Regions from separate parts of the Homo sapiens genome. Here region 1 is linked to region 2. Evidence: chromatin contacts called from ENCODE Hi-C or POLR2A ChIA-PET data. All regions are on one chromosome and are shown on one strand. The core of a region is the stretch at or near the end of the contact, and the rest is flanking DNA. Distances in the headings are between cores, read along the strand shown. Region 1 overlaps PHLDB2 (pleckstrin homology like domain family B member 2). Region 2 has its middle 6.9 kb from the start of PLCXD2.

Region 1 (6,228 bases), core at 1,206-3,705, 220 kb after region 2:
ATTATTTGGCATTTATGGTATTTTCCCATTCTAATAAATAACACTGAAATGTCCTCAGGATCCATCTATTTCCTTGTTTTTTCACTTCCAAAATATTTAACTTGAGAGAATTGTCCAAGGCTTGCTGGAATTTCAGTATGGCAAGCCAACGAGAGGTGATGTTAGTTCAGAATAGAGGAGTCTCAGTTTCAGTCCTCTAAGCGGGCATGGTAAGATATTTCTCAATCCAGGCTGGTGTTGCTTTTAAAACCAGAATTGATAGCAGTAGACACATGCTGAGAAGAGTATTTGTCTTGGAGGCAGAAAGGGCACTGTCCTGGAGGAAATGAAAGCCTTACCAAGAGCTAGATGGCAGGACTAGATCCCAGCTGGGAGCCAAATATAATGAAGAAACTTCATTTTTTTCTTGAGGTACATTTAAAAAGATAAATTATGTTTGTATCTATCTGGGCAGGGCTTTGGGTTAGAGGAGAAGGAGCCCAAGGCACCTTTATGGACAGTTGGGTACCTGGCCCATCACCAGGATTTATGCAGCCAGACTGTTTCTTGGCCTTCTGGATAAAGAAGCAGCTCTTTACTAGGCTGCCTGAATTTGCTCACAAAGTGTGTGAAGCTAAGCAACAGGGTGAAGGTCCTTAATCCATGGCTGAGAGGGAGTGAGGAAGGCTTTGATTAAAATGGAAAGCTTATGTTCATCAAGTTTTTCACCTATAGGACAACAAGAGCTAGAGGGGTGGAAGATAAAAATACTAGACATAACCTCTTCCTTAAACTTGTGGCCTAGTTACAGAGACAACCACATTATGAAACCATTACTAACCATATGTGATACTGTTTATATATAGACCAGAGATGTCATAATTAGTGTCTGATGTGCCTAAGGGTTGGAGGACAGTTATAGTGGTTCATGAGTTCAGTGACAATGTTTAAACTGTATTTTCCCTTTGCTGATAATCTAAGAAAATTTTTTTTTATCAGGTAGAATTATAAGCCTTCCCATTTGCAGTAATAGTTTGTAATTCAAAGACATTTTCATTGGCTAAAACTTTAGTGTTTTAAGTTAACATTGTGCAAACCAGGGTTCAAAACATATTTTCTTAAAAATTTTAATGGTGGAAGATAGAATCCTGATCTGTCCCTGGAAGAGTGACTAGGTCCTGATAGTTGTTTCTGCTAGAGGAGAGAATTTGCAAGGATGAGCATAGTGCATTTGGGGTACTAGAAAATTTAAAGGATATAACAGTTTCAGGTTTTTAAATATACCATCCCGACCATGTGTCAATAATTGGTGGAATACCCTTTTCTTTGTTATTACCTACCTCTGATGACTAAAGGAGCTTTAAGTCTTTTTGTTGAGAAGGTAACTCCCAGAGTCCTTGTTTAAAGAACCATCTTCTAACCCTCATGTTATTGATCAGTGTCTAACGTAAACTTTTTTTTCTCTGCCCAAATGTGAATTTTGTTTCCTCAGGACTTTATTTCTGAACAGTTAATGATTCTAGCAGAGACAGCTATAGGAAAGTCCATTGCATTATGCCTTTGGGCATTAGCTAGTCACTAGGGAAGCAGGTGTTCCTCGAAGGGCCAGAACATTAAGGACAAATTGTCTTTTTTAATGTACCAGCCTAATCCTGCACCTTTACTTGGTTAGGGATTTGTTTCGCTCAAATGTCATTGCTGTCCTTTTATTTCTCTTTTGTACATAAGTTATCTCAGGTCAATGATCTTTATTCTCCTTTAATTTGCTGTATGGTTTTAACAGGTTTTTTAGTAAAACTGAGTTTGTGTTTGTTAGTTGCATTAGGTCAGACTGCAAGATTGTTTGTTCAGATGTAGGCCTAACAAGGGATTGTTCTTTTAAAATCTTCTTTAAGGCAAAATTTTCTGTTTTATTTCTTTACAGATTCCAGCAAGATTATGGAAGAGCATAGCTACATACAAAAGGAGCTAGATTTACAAAATGGTAGCTTAGAGGAAGACTCTGTGGTGCATTCTGTTGAGAACGATTCCCAAAACATGATGGAGAGCCTCAGCCCAAAGAAATACTCTTCCAGTCTGAGATTTAAAGCCAATGGAGACTATTCTGGCTCCTATTTAACCCTCTCACAACCTGTGCCTGCAAAGAGAAGCCCTTCTCCTTTGGGAACCAGTGTCAGAAGCAGCCCCTCCTTAGCCAAAATCCAGGGAAGCAAGCAGTTCTCTTATGATGGAACTGACAAAAATATTCCTATGAAACCTCCAACTCCTTTACTCAACACTACATCCTCCCTCAGTGGATATCCACTTGGAAGAGCAGACTTTGATCATTATACTGGCCGGGACAGTGAAAGGGCCTTGAGGCTCTCAGAGAAGCCTCCCTATTCCAAATATAGCTCAAGGCATAAATCGCATGACAATGTCTACTCTCTTGGAGGGCTGGAAGGTCGGAAGGCATCTGGCTCGCTCCTGGCCATGTGGAATGGAAGTTCCCTGAGTGATGCTGGCCCGCCTCCTATCAGCAGATCGGGAGCCGCAAGCATGCCTTCAAGCCCAAAGCAAGCCAGGAAAATGAGCATTCAGGACAGCCTGGCGCTTCAACCCAAGTTAACTAGACACAAGGAGCTTGCATCTGAAAACATCAATTTGAGAACTAGGAAGTACTCCAGCAGCAGCCTGAGTCACATGGGAGCCTACAGCCGATCACTTCCCAGGTTGTACAGAGCCACAGAGAACCAGCTGACACCTCTCAGCTTGCCTCCAAGAAACTCTCTGGGCAATTCCAAACGAACAAAACTTGGGGAAAAGGATCTACCTCATAGCGTAATAGACAATGACAATTACCTTAATTTTTCTTCTTTGAGCTCAGGGGCTTTACCCTATAAAACCTCTGCTTCTGAAGGCAATCCTTATGTAAGTTCTACCCTCAGTGTCCCTGCCAGTCCACGAGTGGCTCGGAAGATGCTTCTGGCCTCCACCTCCTCCTGTGCCTCTGATGACTTTGATCAGGCTTCATATGTGGGGACAAACCCGAGTCATTCACTTCTTGCTGGAGAGTCAGACAGAGTTTTTGCGACCAGGAGGAACTTCTCTTGTGGATCTGTGGAATTTGATGAGGCAGATTTGGAAAGCCTCAGACAGGCCTCAGGAACCCCCCAGCCTGCCCTTCGGGAACGGAAAAGCAGTATTAGCTCCATTTCAGGACGTGATGACCTGATGGATTATCACCGGCGGCAGAGGGAGGAAAGACTCAGGGAGCAGGAAATGGAGCGATTGGTAATCTTCATCTCAACAGTGATTGACCTCACTGTTTCATTAACCAGCATCTACAGGGCAGCCTTGGAGATGGACTCCAGGATATGTGGGAATATAGGATATTCATGTTCACTAGCCACAGCTGCTATCTTTCTCTTCTCTCCTGCTATCCTTCTTCTTCCCATATCACTATTAATAGGCTTGTTTGGCTATCTTGAAGGCCTCCAGGAATTAATGTTAATTTAGTTGCTCTGCGGACTTCTCACAAGTATAAATTCTTTAAAAACATAACAGAGGAGTTGGGAATTTTATGAAATTTCTGAGTCTTACAAACTTCTCTTTAAGACTATGAGGAAATGCTGACTTGTATTATTTATATCATTAAATTTGCTTGTGTATGGTTATGAGAAGTAGTCAGTGAAATCATGACTCACCAAGAATTAGGTAGTAAATTTGTCTTTATAGCAAGTTGTCTAGAAAGTTGGAGTTGCCTCAGTGGTGCTCAGCTTTTCTCCACACTGTTCATACACAACCTTACTATCTTTAGCTCTGATTCTTATCACGTACAGTGATTCCAAACTACACATACTCACAAGATCTATTGAGTTGTCTTTTTCCATTTAAAATGAATTTATACTTATTGTTGAAATATTGAAAATAAGACGGGGAAACATCCCTTGAGAGTCTCACCAATGAATGAGAACAAACAACTGCATTTTTCCTTTCTCTTTTAAGCACAGGTTTTTCTCTTAGAATGAATATCTGTGAGAGATTACTTTGATTCATTTTTGATTCATGATTTCCTTAACAAGAGAAGCTGCAGGATAGTAAAGCTGATTTACAGCAACACAGTAGGATTATCAGTGTTTTAGTCGCTAAAATATTCTAGAATATGATTTTTGAATCACAAAACTGGTTGATACCCTATAGGACAATAAAATTGTAACCCAGGCTTGTCCAACCTGTGGCCTGTGGGCCGCACAAGGCCCACAATGGCTTTGAATGCCACCCAATACAAACTCAAAGTTTCTTAAAACATTATGAGATTTTTTTTGCCTTTTTTTTTTTTAAGCTCATCAGCTATCGTTAGTGTATTTTATGTGTGGCCCAAGACAATTCTTCTCCAGTGTGGCCCAAGATTGGACACCCCTGTTGTAACCTTTGGATTATAATGGACAGAAACCATTTGCATCCATCCAGAAGGAAATACGTTTGACATTTTAGAGCAGTAATCATTTGCATCACTCATAGTTTTTGATAAGTTGATGTCTGTTCTTACAGAGTTTTCAAATACCCTAACTGACAATAGTGAATGAAAACAAATGTGCATACCCTTAGAGAATTTAGACAGTCTTTGAGTGGGTCAGTTATACAGTACTCAGTATGACTTTCCTCTTTATTACCATAAATAATCTCTGCAGACTGTTCATGGTCACAAAATGGCATTGTGTTTGGGCTTGCTTCATTGACAGAAATTCAGAAGATGTTTTAATTAGCATACAAAAGTCTTGTATATGGACAGCAAATAGAATGCTATACCATGCAGAGCAACTATTATTTATAAAGCCAGAATATTAACTTCTATCCGATAACTTATCAAGAAATCTGGGAGAGCATTTTTAATGGCTTCCATTACTCCGGACATCTTCCTTAAATGCTTCTATTTGCTCTTCTGTTCCAAGGATAGGGAACCAAATTCAAGAAATTCATCTCTGCTAGGTTTCATGTTCAGCATCTCTAAGTGTTGGTGAATTTCTCTTTCCTCCAGATTTTCCAAATCTGGTATGGTTCTTGGCAATCCAGGAAGTGACCTTCTGTACTGCCTGTAAGGTTGGGCCTGTTAAGTCATAAACAGTTTTGACTTCTTGGGAGAGCTTTGTGGATATTGCTCTAAATATGAAGTTATATATTTTTTCTTTAATAGTGGGCGTATCGTATTTGTTGAAATGAGGCTTATTTTTAAATTTGACACTCTAGACTTGATCTTGGTTGCATGGTCTATTTGTTTGACTACATTGTGGTAAAAGGGATGACGGATTCTTATCAAGCCTATGCAAAAGATGATATTGCCATTAAAAAGTAAAGTGACTCAAATTACTTCCTGAATTCTGAGAGATCAGTGAGAACAATTTACCATTAAAATAATATTTCATTTAGTTTGCAAAATCAGAGTTAGCTGAATAGAGGATTAGAGATAGAGCAGTATGAATGCCAAAGGGTTTTCCCCCTGAAAAAATAAAACATTAAAAATAATACTAGTAATATTCCAAAACATATATCCACATTTAGAAATTCATTTTTTATTATCAATTCAATCACTTCTATGTAATTAATTCTTATTCCTCTGTATCTTAGGCTCTTAATTTGGTTTCATGAAGTCATCTATTTCTAGACTAAAAAGTCCTGAAAATCTGATGTGGCTGCCTAGTACTATCTCATTTTTGTCTATGCAATTCTTTGAAATATTTAGGGTTAAGAATACCTGGTAAAGTTCTGTCCACAAGGTTCTAAAACTGTCTTTTCTTCATTAATGAGATATTGTATTTTGTAGACAAGCTCACAGAGAAAGTAGAGAACACTTGGTGAATGTAAGAGTTAAGTGGCTATGGTTATTTATGGTTAATTTAACAAACAATATCAGCATGAAGGAGAGTTAAAATCCTTTAAATCAGTTTTTTAAGAACATATTACAGAGAGTGAGGGCACTGACATATATTCAGGGTCTTTGTGTAAAGTACCCAATCTTTGAACATTACCTATAATATTAAAAATATTATTTTACCCGTACAAAATTATCTTAAGGAAGGGCAACTTTCTCATTTGATTTGAGAAATTTTTAGGGGCACAGTGAACAAACCTAATTATTTCTAGCCTCTTTCTTTTTGTAAAATTAAAGACAAATCTTTGTGATTGCCCAGAGGTTCTCTGGGAAAACCTAAAAGTAGTTCAGGAATAGATATCTTGGAAATTATATTTTTTTTCTGTATTTAGGGTCTG
Region 2 (7,228 bases), core at 2,701-5,200:
CAATCACATTATTGGGTGTATACCCAAAGGAAAATAAATTATACTACCAAAAAGACGTGCAAATGTATGCTCATCACTGTGCCCTTCACAGTATCAAAAATATAGAATCAACCCAGTTGTCCATCATTTGTGGACTGGAAAAAAAATGTGGTACATATACACTGTGGAATACTATGCAGCCATTAAAAAGAATGAAATCATGTCCTTTGCAGCAACGTGGATGTAGTTTGAGGCCAAAATCCTAAGTGAAGTAATGCAGGAACAGGAAAAAAAAATACCACGTGTTCTCACTTATAAGTGGGAGCTAAACATTTAGCACATCTGGACATAAATATGGAAACAATGGACAATGTGGACTACTAGAGCATAAAGGGAAGGAGGAAGGCATGGGTTGAAAAATAACCTATCAAGTACCATGCTCACTACCTAAATGAAAAGATCTGTACCCCAAACCTCAGCATCACACAATATCCTCATGCAACTTGTACATGTACCCCTGTATCTAAAATAAAAGTTGAAATTTTAAACAAAAAAAAGGTATATTAAAAAGGGAGAGAGGACTATATTTTTCAAAAATGTCAATATAAAGAAAGGCTCTGAAAATATTCTAGATTAAAGGAGGCTAAAGAGACATGACAATTGATTGCAATACCTAACTCTAGATTGAATCCTGTACTAGAAGGGGGGAAATGGTATGAAAGACATTTATTAGATCAACTGACAAAATTAGAATATGGACAGATGACTAGATAAAAGTATTTATAACTCCGATGTTGTTATGTAAGAGATATTTTTATTCTTAGGAAATACACAGTTATTATTTAGCAGTCAAAGGACTATGATATAAATAACTTAGCCTCAAAGGGTGTGTGTTCATGTGTGCATGCATATGTATATGCATACACTTATACATACATACATGCATGTATAGATATACATGTATATGCATACAGAGAGAGATGGAAGCAAATGACAAAGTAAAGGGGGTAAATTGTTAAAGACAGATGAATCTAGGTAGATGGAATAAGTGTGTGTGTGTGTGTGTGTGTATGTGTGTGTGTGTGTCTTTTAATATTTTTACTTTTGCAACTTTTTTTGAAGTTTGAAATTATTTCCAAGTAGAAAGTTTAAACAAAAAGTACTTGAGCAAGACCCTAATGAAAGATTCTTAATTTGACTCAAAACTACCCTATTTTTCCAAGACTGCAACCTTTTTACAGTATGACAAAATCCAAAATGCTGTTTCATTGGCGTGGGGGGCAGGATTCTTTCTCTTTTCTCTGAGCATTGTTTAATCTGAAAGTTCAGAAAGAAAATAAGCAAGGATTCATCCCATAAGTTCGCTGTTTTTATATCATTTCTGGGTCTTATTCTACCCTAGGTATTGGCTGGGATCCACCAAAACTTCAATCAATTTTCCTTTCTTAAGGAGATAATTGGAGCCCTTTGATTTTCCCAAAACTCCAGAGCAAACTTACCCTCTCACCGTTGAACCATTTCATATCAAAGAAAACTAAGCTGTGTTTCTCCAGACTCCACCCAAGAAAGAGACTTTCATTCCTCCCTCAAACCCTTGGGCAGTGTTTTTTGTTGCTACTTTAGTAGAAACTACGGAAACAATTCACAGTTTACAGCAGTCCCTGCAGCAAGATCCCACACATGTGGCAGAACTGGGCAGACTCCTGCTCATCATTCCTACTTGGGGCTCCCCACACAGGAGCGGGGGCAGGAAGAAGGCTCAGCAATCACTTCTACAGAACCTCCTCCTACAGGACTTTTACCCATCACCCCAAATTTTGGGTACACAGCTTGACCAATATTTATCTGTTCAATAAATACTATTTGAAGATACTCTCTGTCCTATCTACTGAGATGAAATTTTTCAGTTTGCTATTGTTGCTTTAATGTTTATGTCAAAACGTGCAATGTCACTCCAAGATGAGGGAATGCGGGCTGTGAACTCTGTTGGACCCAAATGTCCTCAAAGGTGGAAAGCTGCCTTCACTCCTCAACGCCCCCACTGTGAGGATGAGGCCAGACACAAAGTAGTATTCAATTCAGTATCATGTGAATGAATGACAGGAAATGGCAAATGAGTGAGTAGGAGAAAGAAAAATGCCTTGTGGAGCAGAGAATTTGCTAAAGGTGGTGATTGTCACTCAAGTATGGTGAGTTGAGCTTTTCTTTTGACTCACTTCACATCACAGACTAATATATCCACTTTAAATCAATGCTCTTCTTCTAATGATTTTTATTGTGGCATGTCAGTCAGGCCAGGAGAGGTCAGGACCTAAATCTGGGCAGCTTGGCAGATGCCTTAGGCTGAATAGGCCACTGAGTCAGTTTCAAAGTTTAGCCCAGATTGGTAGAATCAGGCAGGCATCATAGGTGCAGAGGAAAAAAAAAAAAAAAACAGATCCAAGGAATCAGTGAAGACTCAAGTAAGTAGACACAGAACACCAGTCTAGACAGGTGAGGAAACTTAGTCTAAAACTCTTGGAGCAAGAACATACCTCAGCAGGCTAAAGATTCATAGGAGTTTGAGACCTGAGTCAGAGGCCTCTTGTCTTCTACTTCCGCTGTGTAAATTTATCAGGCTTTAATATTGTACATTCGGTACCAGAAGGGCAGGATGAGCCCTACAAGTGAAACTTTCTCCTGGTCAACTCAAGAGGAGGGAGTTAAGCTTAGGTGGGAAGCTTTCAGTTCTCTACTCTCTTTAAGAAGACAGTCTAATGGCTCATAATCTTGATTCTTCACCAGCGTTTGCTCCAGGTTGCCTAAGGTTTGGGCAAATAGACACGATTTCAAGCTTTGGTTTCAAATCCACTCATAGTCTTCTACTTTACTAAAGTTGGCTGGGCCATGAGTGAACAGAGCTTTCTTGTGCCTAATTGACTTCTTGGTGCCTTTCTTCCAGACCTAGGACTTTCACATTAGGGGTCACAAGTACCCAAGAATAAAGGCGTGTGCCAGAAGGGACTCGAAGCCACAGGGCAAACATAGCACATCCAGAACATCAATTTTGTGTGTGTGTGTGCATGTGTGTGTGTGTGTGTGTGTGTGTAACAAAATGTGAATGAATTTACAAAAACAAACTATGCAGCTTGAAAGAAATGCCAGGATCAGTGCTTGTCATGCCTGCCATACAGGGCTCTGGGGAGTGTGCATTTACTCAGCTCCATGATTAGGGCACATCTGGCGCAAGAGTTGAGAAGCTTTGCCCTCGGGCCGCACACACATCAATCCTACCACTGTGGAGGTGATGGAGGCACTAAAGGTGACTTCCATCCAGGTCATTCATACTTCCCACTCTGAGAGCTTCATTATGTGTTTTCTGAGCCTGACTGCCTGAGCTAAGCGCATCTCATCCTGGGTGCTGAATGCGGGGAGAGGGTAGAGAAAATGTTGAGGTGTCCCCAGAGGCTAGAACGTGTTACCAGTATAAAGGTACTCCCCAAAACACAATCTCAAGCTTTTGCTGGTAGCCGCATGATTTTAGAATATTAGGTCCATATTTATATAGAAGTTCTGTTAGTCCTGACTACAGCAAATGAAGTCAAAGATTTGAGTGAGGAAAGGCAATAAAAAGGAAAGAAAGGCTTAACTGTGCAAAGACAAAAGGTATCTACAGCAGGCAGAGGGAAAAAAACAGAGTACGGTTGGAAAGACCGTGAAGTTCATGTAGTTCAATCAAGCATCAGGTGCTTCAATTCTATCATGTTACTGTCTTATTGGTGCCAAGCTTGGCTTGGATGCTTCCAGTTATAGGAACTCACTTCCTCCTCTACTTCATTATATTGCTTAACTCTGACTTCTAGAATATTCTCCTTTATACTTGGCTGAAACAGAAAGATGTGTGGCATAAATTTTACTTTCTCTTTTACTTCTGCTACTCAAAGGAAGAGGAAGCTGTGGGTGCAGATGTTGCTAAGATAAACTACAACTTCCTCCATGACCAGTTTCTGCAGTTTAGGAAGGGCAGAGCCGAACACGTGGCTGAGTTGGGGAGTTAACTACAGACACTTAAGCAAATCAGAATCCTTTGAAACAAAATCATCAAAAGGCCAAGAAGCATTTGTAAGGGCTTTTGACTACAACCTAACATTCAGAGAGAGTTGATCAGAGAGAGTTGTTGACACACTAAAAATTCATTACTTTTATTTACATTGAAATTTATTTACTTTATTAAAAAATATTTTTGTTGGTTAAGGTTGTTTGTACAAACTTGTAATTTTAATATTTAAAAAGTTGGAAGAGAATGATAGTATTAGGTAATGATAATATTACTAATTTTTACTCCATGGATGAGGTGGCATCATGCTATTTCCAATTGATAGTGGCACACCAAATTGCAGAGTCATGTTGTTAAAAGAATGCATTCCCAAGATTAGATTGGTTAAATGATAACAAATGCACAGAGGTCATTCTGTTGTGACTGAAGCTCAAGTGATTACTAATATACACATTAATACAACAATGTCTCCTAATAATAGACATAATTCTCATAATTCTAGGAACCTTGGGGTGGGGTGGTAGCCTGGAGAAAAAAAAGGTAAGGGTGGCAGATCAATTGATTTTCCTGCTAGTTGAGATCAACTATCTCTGCCAAAATAGTCTTCCTAATTGCATAAAGTTATATGCAGCATGGATAAGAATTGTTTACTCTGCCATTCTACCTATTTTAACTTTTTTAAAAAAGAGAAATTTGTTGACATTTCAAAGCCTTCATCTCAAACATTTGAGACATAAAAATCCCCTGAGGAGAACATTTTAAAGACAGGAGGAAAAGATGCCATCCCAGAGGATCTGATGCAGGAGGGTTGGCATTTGATCCAGAAATCTGTATATTGCATAAACTCCTAGTTGTTCCTGTTGCTGGTGATCTACAGGCATTTTTAGGAATAATTGACACTGACAGAACATATTATACGTGCCTGAAGTGAGCCTTGAATACCAGTAGGTGGCTCTATAACATCTTAAATCAGGGACTTTGCAGCTAACTAGCTAACTAGCTAGAAAATAAAGGCTCTGAGGCCTTTATTTCCTCTCAATTTCCTTTTCAGGGATTGGAGGTGGCGTGGGAAGGAGAAATGGAAGAGGATGCTGGAATGTGGTGTGGTAGACGGAAATGAATGGATATTAAAATGAATTTTACAATCATCACTTGTTAGTAGCCCTCTCAAAAGTATTATAGTAACGACTACTGTTAAAATAAATTTTCTGAAAGCATACCAGAAAAACTTAATGTCCAATAAACTTAAAAGGCACAGAGGCTCTTAGGGTCTTCCTGAACACCGAGCTTTCAAATCTGGGAGAAACAATCTTATGGCCAGCCATTGCTGCCGTTCACTCTTGTCTCATTACAGAATCCCAGTTGTGGGCCATAAATACCAAGTGGGCATGAGGTAATATAGACAACGCTACTTCCTGCTTAAGCTTCTGCTTCTCTTCTACCCAGTTTCTCAAGGACACACCACCTGGGTATAATCCGGGAATGGTCACAGTAAAAATGACAAAACAATAGTCTCCGGCTCTACCCCAATCAACAAAATAAGTGGATCCCAATCCTCTGTCTTCTGATGTCAGGAATGTGTAAGTTGTATCATGTGTCCACAAGTGTGTGCCTCAGTGTCTCCATTTCCTTGGAGGCTCCTGAAGATCCCCAGTTGCTGCAATGATGTCACTCTTCCTGGAGGTAATTGCTGCTGCTGTCGTCACGTCCCAGCACCACCTATGTTGGTTGCATCTCCTCATTCTCCTCTGATCTTTATCATACAGTCTTTTGGCTTGAGCTGGGTGAAGAAGCTTGGGAAAGACTAGGAATAAACTCTACTGGTACGAGGCCATAAAGCAAAGCAGCTTCTACTCCATCCCATCTTTCGTTTACTTGGCTCCTCATTTCAGTCCCTTATTCCTTTTCCACCCACCCCACTCCCCAGCCAGAAAAAAAAATTGTGTGTGACGCATCACTGTGGAACTCAAAGCATCATATAACCTCACTCTCCTCTAGGCAATATCCCTCGACCAAATACATGTCTGTGTTCTGATTCTGCTTGGGATCTGTTCCTTCCCCATCTCGTACACAGCCTGGGAAGTAAGACAGTCCTGGGGCTTAGCTCTGGGGACCAGGGACAGCCCTGGTCCCAATATCATTAAATCAATATGCTTCCTCCAAGGCTTTTTGGGTGCCTTTAATCAAGTAAAATCAGGCCGGCTTATCCTGCCAACTACACATGTCTGAATGGCAAGCTGTTTTGGTGCTTTATCTGGGATCCTCACTACTCATTTATCACGTGAATCCAAACAAAACAAACCACTTGTAAAGTACAGACATTTCAAACAATAAGGGAGTCTCCAAATAGAGGGCTAAGGTTATAGTCAGCTCTTCAGGAATCCAGCAGGGTCTTTACCATTACATGTCACCTATTATAATTGTAACCCTGGTAAAGGCTGTTTATGAACAAAGCATATTTAAAAGCTTGGAAAATTTTTTATGTTGACAAGAGAGGCCATTGCAGGTTTTTAAGAAGGGAAGCAAAATTATTCACATTGTATTTTGGAAGATAATTATGGCAGAATGGGGAATGGTTGGGGAAATAAGAGTGTAATGGAGAAAAAATTTCCAGAAAACAGATTTGCATATGTATTTACATAAATGAGATTGGTTGTATTCAATAAAAATGGATGAACAGTTTGATGAGGTGTTCAAGTAATAAAAAATAATTTAAGAGATAGGGAAGCTACCCACTCAGGCCTTAGAATTACAGGTCCTTGGGGTGAGAAGTAGGGTTGGGGAGCCAAGCATCAGAGTTCAGAAAAGCCATGCGTTTAGTCTCTATGTGCCAGGTCTTTGCATTTTTTCTCACTTTTCATTGCTTAGATAATTGGTTTCAGTGATTTATCTGAAAGACTCTTTATTTCCCCCAAGCATTCTCCATTCTGCCATAGTTACCTTCCTAAAGTACAATGTGAATCATTTTACTCCCTTTCTCAACCTGCAATGGCCATTTTTGTCAATAGAAAAAAAAAGTGCAACTCTTTAATATGCTTTGGTCATAAACAGCCTTTACCAGGTTTACAATAACAGGTAACATGTAACGGGAAGCCCTTGACACAATGATCAAGAGACCTGGAGTCCCAGCTATGCAACTCACTAGCTATGAGATCTTGGACAGCGTTATGTAGCCACTAAGCCTCAGTATCCTTCGTAAAATGGGAACAGTAA

The links. Hi-C counts contacts between places; a loop is a spot of excess contacts on that map. ChIA-PET counts read pairs that join two places held with the same protein, here RNA polymerase II (POLR2A). Pooled maps may share reads with other maps.
Region 1: a loop to region 2 is called in a pooled map, with 2.5 times the contacts of the local background. The contact joins two enhancer-like sites. A Hi-C loop is called at or near these places in 1 of 168 maps with a recorded cell type or tissue (endothelial cell of umbilical vein) and 4 of 50 pooled maps. POLR2A ChIA-PET finds 5 or more read pairs at or near these places in 1 of 52 experiments (MCF 10A).

What each region holds. Positions count from the first base shown.
Region 1 is chr3:111,882,161-111,888,388 of GRCh38, forward strand. It overlaps PHLDB2 (pleckstrin homology like domain family B member 2), which reads left to right. Exons shown (of 18, transcript NM_001134438.2): 2 at 1,904-3,252. The coding sequence starts at 1,918. Among named protein-coding and RNA genes, the nearest start is that of PHLDB2, 26 kb to the left of the region's middle. Within about 2 kb of position 2,456, at least 2 of the 41 ENCODE cell types and tissues checked have a DNase peak (open chromatin) inside an H3K27ac peak, as active enhancers do.
Region 2 is chr3:111,664,146-111,671,373 of GRCh38, forward strand. It overlaps a transcript of CD96 not described here. Among named protein-coding and RNA genes, the nearest start is that of PLCXD2, 6.9 kb to the right of the region's middle. RefSeq lists an enhancer at 3,790-3,839. Within about 2 kb of position 3,951, at least 7 of the 41 ENCODE cell types and tissues checked have a DNase peak (open chromatin) inside an H3K27ac peak, as active enhancers do.